Regions from separate parts of the Homo sapiens genome. Here region 1 is linked to region 2. Evidence: chromatin contacts called from ENCODE Hi-C or POLR2A ChIA-PET data. All regions are on one chromosome and are shown on one strand. The core of a region is the stretch at or near the end of the contact, and the rest is flanking DNA. Distances in the headings are between cores, read along the strand shown. Region 1 has its middle 260 kb from the start of LINC02015. Region 2 overlaps LINC00578 (long intergenic non-protein coding RNA 578).

Region 1 (5,445 bases), core at 1,364-3,863, 460 kb before region 2:
ACTGAGGTTCCATTCTGGTGGGGGAGGCAGGCAATGGATAACTTAAAAAATAAGTATTTTCAGGTAGTAATAAGTGCCTTGAAAAAGAGTGAAGCAGCACTGGAGATAAGGCAGGAAAAGCTGTTTTGGAGGGAGAAAGGGATGGGGAAAATCCTCTGAAAGATGTGAAAGAGGATCCGTACGGAGATAAGAGGAAAGAGTATTCCAGGCAAAGAAAGCAATGAGTGACAGGCCATGAGGCCGAGACTGCACTGGTGTGTTTTAAGAAAAGCAGGTAGGCCAGGGTGGCTGCATTGAAGAGCAAGGGCAAATGGTGGGAGATCAGGGCACGGAAGGGTGCAGGGCTTTGTAGGTTACAGTAAGGAGGGCATATTTTACTTAACTCATAATGAGAAGATACTGCAGTTTTGAACAGGGAAGTTACATTACCACATGTACATTTAAAAAAAGTCACTCTGTTGTGCAAAGTATAGACTATAGAGGAGAAAAATTGGAAGCTGGAAACCATCCTGGAGTTATCTCAGTAGTCAATAGAAAATAAAAATGGTAGTGTGGGTGAGAGTCATATCAGTGTAGAGGAGGACAACTTCAGGATATATTTTGGAAGTAGAACTGGCAAGACTTGTGTATGGAAAATGAAGGAAATAGAGAAATCAAGGATGCCCCATATGATTTTGGCCTGGCCAACTGATTGAATAGTAGCACATTTTATTAAAATGGGGAGTCTGGAGGAAGAGCACATTTGGAGAACATATGGAATTCTCGTATCATGATAAGTTTGTAAAACCACACAGATATCAGAGTCAAGATGTTAAATGTGGAGTTGGGTATAATAATCTGCAGCTTGGAGCTGTAAACTGGACATAAAAACTTGAGAATCATCAGTGTTTAGATATCTAATGCCAAAGAAATGGAGAAGCTCTCCCAGGCAGTGAACATCCACAGAGAAGAGAAGGTGGAGAATGGAATCCTAAACTACCCTAATACTGATGTTTGGAGGACAGAGGAGTAGGAGCCAGTTGAGGAGGCTGAAAAAGAACAGCCAGTGAGGTAGTAGGAAAATGAGTGTGGCATCCTGGAAGCCAAGTGAATGTTTTGGGCATAGGACCATGTCCTGCTGTATAGTGACAGAGATGGTTATTCGGTAGCATGAAAGAAGGTTCATAACCAAGAGTAATAATAAGTATTTGGGTGTTAGTTACTCTCACTTACTTTGTATTTTAATAAATGAAGGACATGAGAAAGGTCCAAGTGAACTCTCCCAAAGGACCTCCAAAATGGAGAAAGCAACACTGAAAACGCCCTGACAAGCAGTGACATAAAATGCCATTTTCCCTAAGGAACAGAGACATGAGCAAAAGATAGTGAAGGTTTTTTTTAGACTTCTTCCAACAGTAAATCAACATCACTAAACAGCTTATTGAAAAGGGCAAAATAAAATATGCTGATTAGACTTGCTATATCTTCTTGGCATTTGGGAGAGGAAAGGTTAAGGTTGAAGAAGTGGTAACTGAGAGCTAATATTCTTAGGTTTCCAGTAGGTCACACAGCAATTTAAGCCACATGAAAAGGAGAAGGTGGGAGGGCAAAGGCATATTTCAGGTTGTGGTGGATTGTGTTTTTCTATGTGCTCACTAGCTCAGAGACTTTACAGAAATAATGACACCCTGACTAGACAGGAAACGAAATTGCTGCCCCTGTTTAGTATTTATTGAGTGCCCAGAATGAGAGGCATTTAGGACACTTACATATTGGGTGGCTAGAAAGTTGTGGGACTGATTCCACATTTCATTACTTTGTGTGCAAACCTGGTATGATCTCTTTTCCACAGGTTTAGTTTATAAGGCATCTAGAAATACAGATCTCATACACAGTGTTTTTAAATCTATAACAAGTCTTTCTCTCTCACACATAGTATTGAACCTTTTCATGATTAATTTTGACTTTTTGTTGACATATAATTTAGTTTTTTTTTTTTTTTTTTTAATGTGTTAGCAGATTTGAAGTTAATCCCACAAAGGAGACCAACTGCGAGCCAGATATTTTTCTGGGGGCTATTTTTTAAATCTGTCTATTCAGATTTTTAGGAAGGATTTTCTCTCTAAGAGGGTGGACATATCTATTTTATGTGAACAGACCACTGATTTACAGACTCAATAGAAATATCACTTCATGGGAAATGAAATCACAAAAATAAAAGATAATCTCCACTGCCAGGTTGAAAGAACAAACCAAACTAAACTCTGACGCTGTAATAGGATCAGATGTTTAGTAAAGTTGATCTCTTCCTTTCCCTGATCTATCCTCTGAATAATTCAGGATACATTGCAGGAATATGGCTGCACTGGATTAATCCGCATTCTATGAAGTTACAGAAAAAATGTGATTATTCTCACTAACAGAAGGGAACAAAAGCATAGGCAATCCAAAATGGTGGCAAACTCCCTGAATCATGTCCATTTGGCTTTGAGATGTGTTTTCTATTTAAGCTTAATATGGATGCATCTGATTTTTCTGGGAATTTACTTCAAAGAGAATAATGAAATGACACAGTGAAACTTGGCTCCCTTTGAGCTGGGAAAGGCTCCAGTTTTCCATCCTAATCCTGTTCATTCAGGAAACAGACATGACCTTGCTGAAAGTTCTGTCTGAACAGAAAAACTGTACACTAATTCTTTGGATTTCAAAGGGCTTCCTCACAGAGATCTAAGTTCCCTTAAGGCCAGAGCAATAAGTAAGCAGAATGCTAGACAGTGCTTCAGCTGGGAAGGTCGAGCATGCAGACAGAAATGAACCTGGCTGCTAGGTGAGGCTGAGGAAGCATTGCAAGGGAGTAAATAAGCTCTCCTCGAGCACCCACCCAGCTTTGTCATGCAAAGCAGTGTAGTATATGTGATAAGCCCTCCAGTTTATCTATAGATTGTTTCTCTTAATAACTTTGAAATCTTTAAATACTTAATTTGGCTAGCCTCTTACTCTGAAAAATAATACACCATGATTTTGTTGTGAAAAATGAGCTAATACTCAGTGCTCAGCTCCATATAAGGTGCAAAATCAATGATCAAAATCATGAGCTATAATTAGAGTCTATGGACTGAACTTAAAATTGCCTCTCACATGGAAATGTATTGTTTTTCCAATATATTTAGTTAGAATTGTGCTTAGTAAAATGCACTGTCACTTAAAAACATAACTAAATTCATGTATTCAGCAAGGAAATGTTAAACAACTACCGTGTACTAGGTATGTTTATTCACTCAAAGATTTATTTTTGCCATATATTTTCACAATCAAGTGGTCCTAAATAGAAAAACTACCATAATATGAAAACCCAAATAATTTATGACACTACAGGTTGTCTTGAATAATAGTTATATGTAATGCAAGAAATATGATTGAATCATAGATGAGGGTGGAAAAAGAAACTATAAAATCCAATTTTGAGACAAATGGGGACATTTGAATATGACTTAGATAAGAGAAGCTATCAGGTAAATATTGTTGTTTTATTTGTGATAGAGGTATTATGGTTATGTCAGAGAATATCATCATTCTTAGGAGATTCATGCCAAAATATTTAAGAGTAGTAAGATATCTGCGAATTACTTTCAACTGGGTCATAAAAAATAAAAAGAATATGGAAAAATGTTAAGTTTATAACCTAAGTTAGTAGTATAAAACTGAGCATTCTACTATTCTTTTATCTATTTCTATATACAAAGATTTTCTTAGTAAAATTGGGAAAAAGGAAAGACAAAAACATGGCCCACATACACATACACTTTTTAAAATTCTAAATGAAAAGGCTGGGAGTGAAGGCTCATGCCCATAATCCCAGCACTTTGGGAAGCTGAGGCTAGTGCATAGCTTGAGCTCAGGAGTTTGAGACCAGCCTGGCCAATGTGGTGAAACTCTGTCTTTATGCAAAACGCAAAAAGTAGACAGGCAGAGGAGAAAACTGAGGGCCAACAGGTTAAGTAATCTACCCAAATAACCAGATAATGCTGGAGTCTGATCGCTTTCCACCAGAGAACATGGCAGTACTCATCTATCTAAACTGCTCCTTTTACTCTGGTCAAAGATTCAGAAATGGTGCCTTCAATCACAAGGGAGACAAATCAGAGAATGAAAATGATCAATGTGAAACCATTCACACTAATGGAGAAACAAGCATCCTCGTGTGATGAGAAAGTCATAGCATCATCCTCTCCTAATATAAAGGTCAGAAGAATTTTCTTCATGATAGAGGAACCAAGATAGCAGGTCTTAAGTTCTGAAAAAGTAAATGAATTTCAGAGAAACATGCCTTCAAACATTCTAACATTGTCAAAATAAAGATTAATGAAATATATTCATTTTATGTTATGTAGCAAAATATCCAGCTATGTTTGTAACTGATGTCACAGGTAAAGAAATAAGCTTGTGTGGTTGATATCTAAATAGCTATTATTACAATTAGTAATATAATATATTTTCTACAAGATACTCAGTGAATTTCAAAACAGCAATGGGTGCTTAGTACCATTAATGTTTATTAACTTTTTAATATATTTATGTTTATGAACTTTTTAATAAGTATAATTATAGAAATGCATCAATTGTCTATAATTCAACTAAAAGGAACCTTCAATAAACCATATTGGAATAGTGGACACATTCATTTTTTAGTGTAGGAAAGGTAAATTATAATACTGGTATTTTGTAAAAGCAAGCATAGTACTATCAGGTTAGCATTCACTTTATGTAATCTCCCACAATGTTAAGTACAGAGAGCAATATTTTTTAGCTACTCAGACAGTTTTACAACATTGAATATCCCTTTTCATTCTATCTCACTCAACAGCAACAGTTGTAGTTTGGCCTGTTTCCTCATCTTGCTTTCACTTCCGTGGTCTGCAGGGTAGTTTAAAAAGAGAAACTTAGATCTAGGCTACTGGACACAGTTATTATTCCAAAGAAATTCAAATTCTAAAATCATCAAAGATACAGATATAGTTGTATGCAATAAGGCAGCAAAGAAACCAATATGTTGTGTCTTACTATGTGAGGGGAAAGAGGATGCTAAGTCATGGTCCTTGGCTCCTTGCTAACAGAAAGGTCAATGCAATTCTCACTAACAATTTGACGACTTAAAATTTTGATTAAGAAAAACACACCACCACCTCCCTGAAGATTCCATTTAATTAAGGCTCTAGGACATCATGTATAAACATATATATATATATATATATATATATATATATATATATACACACACACACATATATGTATATATATATTTGTATTTCCAGCATTTCAAAATGCACTCATATTTTTGTGTCTATGTGGCAATGAAAAAGAAATGCCTTTTTCTCTTTTTATAGTAAACTATGTCCACCCTGCCGCAACGTTCGTGTGAATGGCCTCATATTATAGGCAGACCTTGCCTGGTTTGTGTTACTGCAT
Region 2 (5,262 bases), core at 594-3,093:
AAGAAAAGAAATTAGGCCCGGCGCGGAGCCTCACTCCTGTAATCCCAGCACTTTGGAAGGCCAAGGCGGGTGGATCGCCTGAGGTCAGGGGTTTGAGATCAGCCTGGCGAACATGGTGAAACCCTGTCTTTACTAAAAATACAAAAATTAGCTGGGCATGGTTGCGGGCGCCTGTAATCCCAGCTATTTGGGAGGCTGAGGCAGGAGAATTGTTTGAACCCAGGAGGTGGAGGTTGCAGTGAGCTGAGATCGGGCCACTGCACTCCAGCTTGGGCGACAGAGGAAGGATCCATCTCAAAAAAAAAAAGAAAAGAAAAGAAAAGAAATGTATTTCTCATAGAGTGCATGTGACAGAGAGGGAGAAAGAGCAAGACAGTGATGCAGCAGAACTTGCTTTTACGACAAACCCACTCTCGCAATAACTAATCCACTCCTGCAATAACAATATTAAGCCATTCATGAGGATAGAGCCCTCCTGACCTAATTACCTCCTGTGAGGCCCCACCTTCCAAGACTGTTGCATTGAGATTACATTTCCAACACATGAACTTTTGGGGGACACGTTCAAACCGTAGCATTTGTCTAGCAACTTCCTAATGTTCACAACTCAGATCCTGCCTCCTAGATTTCCCTCTGCACTCCCATGCTATTTTTTGAAACCTATAATTCCATCGCTAAAACCAAGTCAAAGACAACCATACCTTTGTTTCCTCATCTGCAGGAGGTGATAACCGATAGTATTCATAGAGGCAAAATAAATTAATGCCATGTAAGAACAGCATGTAAACCATAGTATCATAAAAGTATTCACTATCATTATTCAAGTAATTTTCACATAGTAGGTCACCAATATCGGATCATTGAATAAAACATATACCTTGTTCAATAGATATATCAGAATTTATACATCCAAAGGTTTGTTAGCCTCTTTCATAAAATGAGCTACAATCTCACTTCATAAGTTAAAAATAAACATTCATTGAATCTAAGCTACAGCTTTATGCATTGAAAACATTACCAACTTATTTACATAGCACATTAAAATTTTACAAAGCACATTTACAGGGAGAGAATTAATTTAATTTTCTTCCACACTATGTGATACAGCTCTAGTGCCAATCATAAATGACAAACCCTTAATACATTTGCCCATCTGGGCTCCTCTTTCCAAAGTACCTAAGTATCTAGTGAGGTGCAGTGGCTCATGCCTATAAATCCCAACATTTTGGGAGACCGAGGCAGAAGGATCATTTGAGCCCAGTAGTTCAAGACCAGCCTGGGCAACATAGGGAGACTCCCATCTCTACAAAAAATTAAAAAATTAGCCAGGCATGGTAGCACATGCTTGTGCTTCCAGCTACTCGGGAAGCTGAGGTAGGAGGATTGCTTGAGCCCAAGAGGCCAGGAGGTTGAGGCTGCAATGAGCCATGATCATGCCACTGCACTCAGTTTAGGAAACAGAGAGAGACCTTGTCTAAAAAAAAAAAAAAAACAAAAACAAAAACAAAAAAAACAGTTCTAAGTTGTAGTTGAAATCTGCAGTAACTGTTTAATCAATGAGCTTCTAATGGTCTTTTTATTATGATTATCAAATGTCTATGCAAACATTTCTTCCTCTGAACTTCACCCTCCTGAAAAGGGGCAACTGTGAATGACTATTCCCTTTCTATACCAGTTCCAATAGCACAGTGGAGAGGGGAGGGAAAAATAAACACACACATTTCTAACTTTCCAGCCTACTGACTGGTCTGCCCTTTCCCCTGGCCAACATCCTCAAAAATATGATAATGAAGTGGTTTGTGTGATTGTGAAAGAGTGTGTGCGTTTCCCTGGGCTGGAGCCAAGGGAGAGAAAGAAGGTATCCAAACACAGCTGCAGTTACCTCTCCCCGCTCAGTCATTTCAGGGAAATGGACTCAGCATATCTGGAAGGAGGTCAACTGGGGGACAAAATAAAAGGCTCTCTTGGTTGGTTGGTTCTGCACAGATCCTGAAAGCAGGCTTCAGGCCTATACTATAACAATCCCTCTGACTTTGGCAATAAAATGAAGGAGAAACATCACAGAAAATACCAAAGGAAGAACCAGTCAAATCCCATTATCACAAACTCCCAGAAATTTGTTTAATTATTTTAATATTTTCAATATAGCTGACTGGAGTGAACATTAGTTAACATGAGTAAGTGATAAATTGGATCTAAATTGTCATTTGTATCTATAGAGATGTTGCTATAAAGAAGTATGTCCAAGTTAGATTTTCACCTAGGCAGGTTGGGAAAAAAAAGATGAAAAAATATGTGCATTCTAACTATTTTCTACAAACTATATACATAGTAGATTATTCCATTGTTGACACTTCTGAATCATATGGCCATGGAAATTAAGGGGATCCCTTAATTGAACCCCTCAATTGAAAGAGGAGCAAACTAAAGCACAGAGTACATTGTCCATATAAACAACCACTTAGGGCTGCCATCTTCAATGGGAAGGTCTCTCTCAAGTTATAGACTGAAATCTAAGTCTGGCCCAGCATTCACTGGGCACCTTATTTTCTACCTACATTTTCATAAGATGTATCACAAACTTCAGCAATTATTTGTTGTGTACTATCTGCTATATATTTATGCAAGTTAACATTGAAATAATAAAATGAGAAGCCATTAGACAGGAACCCTGGGTTCCTACCTAAGGAAACTAAAACCTAGCTCAGCCTCATTTCATGCAAGAGGCTAATTTAAAAGAAATGAAACTTAAGCTCAACCAATCACATAGCCAACTGGGCATTGATTATTGTCTTGAACTTCCCACCAAGATAGTCCAAATAGGGCAATTTTCCAAACTTCAACCAATCAAATAATTTCTTTGCTCTGCTTTCTCATTCACCCTGTAAAAGCTTTTCCATCAACCACCTCTGCTGAAGCCCTGAACCACTTCCAGTCTAGAGCTGTCCAATTCATGAATTGCTGTCTGCCCAAATAAACTCTTTAAAGGTTTAATCTGCTAAAGTTTCTCTTTTAACATTAATCTTCTATTTAACATTACTATAAACTCCTTGAAGGCTACCACTATGGCAAAATGATTCTGAATCCTCCTGCTCCTGACACCTCCTGGGAACAGTGCTGAAAATCCAACATTGACTAAACCCCTTTCATTGGCAAATAGGCCCAGAGGGGCCAAGATGAGGGAGACAGACTCAAAAAAGCTCTTGTCCTCCTAAAGTTTAAAATGGAACAGGCAGAGCAACCTAAACAGCTCTAATACAATTTGCCATGGTAAAAGTATAGACAGTTCTGTGTGAATGCAGGTAACAGGGAGACTAATTCACCTGAGAGTATCTGACAAAAGATACTCAAAATATGATCCAAGAGCCAGCTCTCATTATTACTCCATATGAAATAAGTTCAGAAATTGAGAGTATTTATTTAGAAACTCTTACAGCAATTGACAAAGTAGAAATTCTACCTGCTGAATCTCATAATAAAAAATTACAACTTGTGCTTTGTGCTTTGTATGTCTGTGAGCAGATTGGAAATTTTCAAAAAAAAAAAAAAAAAAGGGAAAAGGAAGGAAGAGAGAAAAGGAAATTGGCCCTTCTGCACAAAGAAGTTGAGAAGAGTGGTCTTCAATGAATCAGGCTTGACCTAGTCCTTGCAGATGAGTAAGACTTCCACAGCTAACTATGTGAAAGAAGGGTGGAACGAGGACAGTCAGCAGCATCTATTCAGAAGGGGGGATTCCGGGAACAAATGAAGACAAACACAACTTGTGCAGTTGGAAGATATGAAGTGTGAGTATCCATGGACGTGTGGGAAGAGAACTCAGCATTAGTGAATGACGCAAAGGTTGGGAGATTTTATTCCAACCTGAAGAGTTTGCATCTCATAATGTTGGCAAGCAGAGAGCTATGAAAAGCTTTCAACTGGGAAGTGCTATAATAGAATCTGCACATGGATAAAGGATGTTCAGTAGCTACTTGCTAATTGAACTATTGCACATTTGCTATAGGGACTGTAAACTCAAATGCTTACCTAGGCCAGGCAGGTTCCATGCATAGGAAGGCAAGGTTATCAATCTAGCAAGCACTTGCCTCATCTAATGGGGCATCTACTACTCAGATCTTTCCAGCTGTTTTCATCTGGAGATGCACACCCAGTGTGCCACATCTCCAATTTTTCAAGAGAAGCTGAAAAGCTGGGTTTATATGGTAACTTCTAAATTACACATTAGCACTAACTTTAAAATTTTTTGGCCAAACAAAACAGGTCTGCGTGTTGGGTTTGTGGTCTAGTCCCCAATTTGCATTAGCACTAATTTTAAAAATTGTTAGAAGATACTATGAATTACACATTATCACTATGTTAAAGATTGTTAGAAGACACTATGAAGGCCAAACATGCTGGATTTTTTGTCCAGACCCCCAATTTGCATCTCTGTTTTAGCACAGAATAAAGAGAGGGAGGCACGGTGGCTCATGCCTGTAATCCCAGCACTTTGGGAGGCCAAGGTGGATGGATCACCTGAGGACAGGAGTTTGAGATCAGCCTGGCCAACATGGCAAAATCCCGTCTCTACTAAAAATACTAAAATTAGCCTAATGTGGTGGCACGCACCTGTAATCCCAGCTACTCAGGAGGCCGAGGCAACGAGAATCGCTTGAACTCAGGAGGCAGAGGTTGCAGTGAGCCAACATTGCACCACTGTACTCCAGCTTGAGTGACAGAGTGAGATTCTGTCTCAAAAAAAAAAAAAAAAAAGAGAGAGAGGAGAGAGAGAGGACTGTTACATCTGTCAAAGTGATCAACTGCTCCTCGTGTATTTTTTGGTCCCCAAAGCATACAGAGATTATTTTTAATACTCATGATGTGATGTCTGCACTGCCCTGTGTTGCTCTGTTTTCAAGGATGATTGCTGGCCTTACTGATTACCGCTGGTGTGTACTGATGTGCCCTAGTCTCGTATATACCTAAAATTCCTTCTTACACGGTTCAGCAGCAAAAATTATGTGCAATTAAATCATCCTTTATAGCTTTACAGCCTGTACTTCCATCACGAAGGGGTAGAGCAGTGTGTGATTCTTATTGCCTTCATCCCTTAAAGCCAGAGCACTTGTCATTCCTGGACCAAAACTGGGTGTCTCCATCCAGCCTTCAGTGGAATAGTGCTTCTTTCTGCCAGAGCATTTCACTATTCCCTTTTCTCTGAGGATTCTTGTGCACCTAATGTTGCCTGGGCTTGATTTCAGTCAAGATAAAGGCAGTATCGAG

Evidence for each region. Hi-C counts contacts between places; a loop is a spot of excess contacts on that map. ChIA-PET counts read pairs that join two places held with the same protein, here RNA polymerase II (POLR2A). Pooled maps may share reads with other maps.
Region 1: a loop to region 2 is called in a map of endothelial cell of umbilical vein, with 2.0 times the contacts of the local background. The contact joins two enhancer-like sites. A Hi-C loop is called at or near these places in 2 of 168 maps with a recorded cell type or tissue (cardiac septum and endothelial cell of umbilical vein) and 1 of 50 pooled maps. POLR2A ChIA-PET finds 5 or more read pairs at or near these places in 1 of 52 experiments (activated T-cell).

The regions. Positions count from the first base shown.
Region 1 is chr3:178,076,324-178,081,768 of GRCh38, reverse strand. No RefSeq gene overlaps it. Among named protein-coding and RNA genes, the nearest start is that of LINC02015, 260 kb to the right of the region's middle. Within about 2 kb of position 2,613, at least 5 of the 41 ENCODE cell types and tissues checked have a DNase peak (open chromatin) inside an H3K27ac peak, as active enhancers do.
Region 2 is chr3:177,611,777-177,617,038 of GRCh38, reverse strand. All of the region lies in intron 2 of LINC00578 (long intergenic non-protein coding RNA 578), which reads right to left. Among named protein-coding and RNA genes, the nearest start is that of LINC00578, 170 kb to the right of the region's middle. Within about 2 kb of position 1,843, at least 9 of the 41 ENCODE cell types and tissues checked have a DNase peak (open chromatin) inside an H3K27ac peak, as active enhancers do.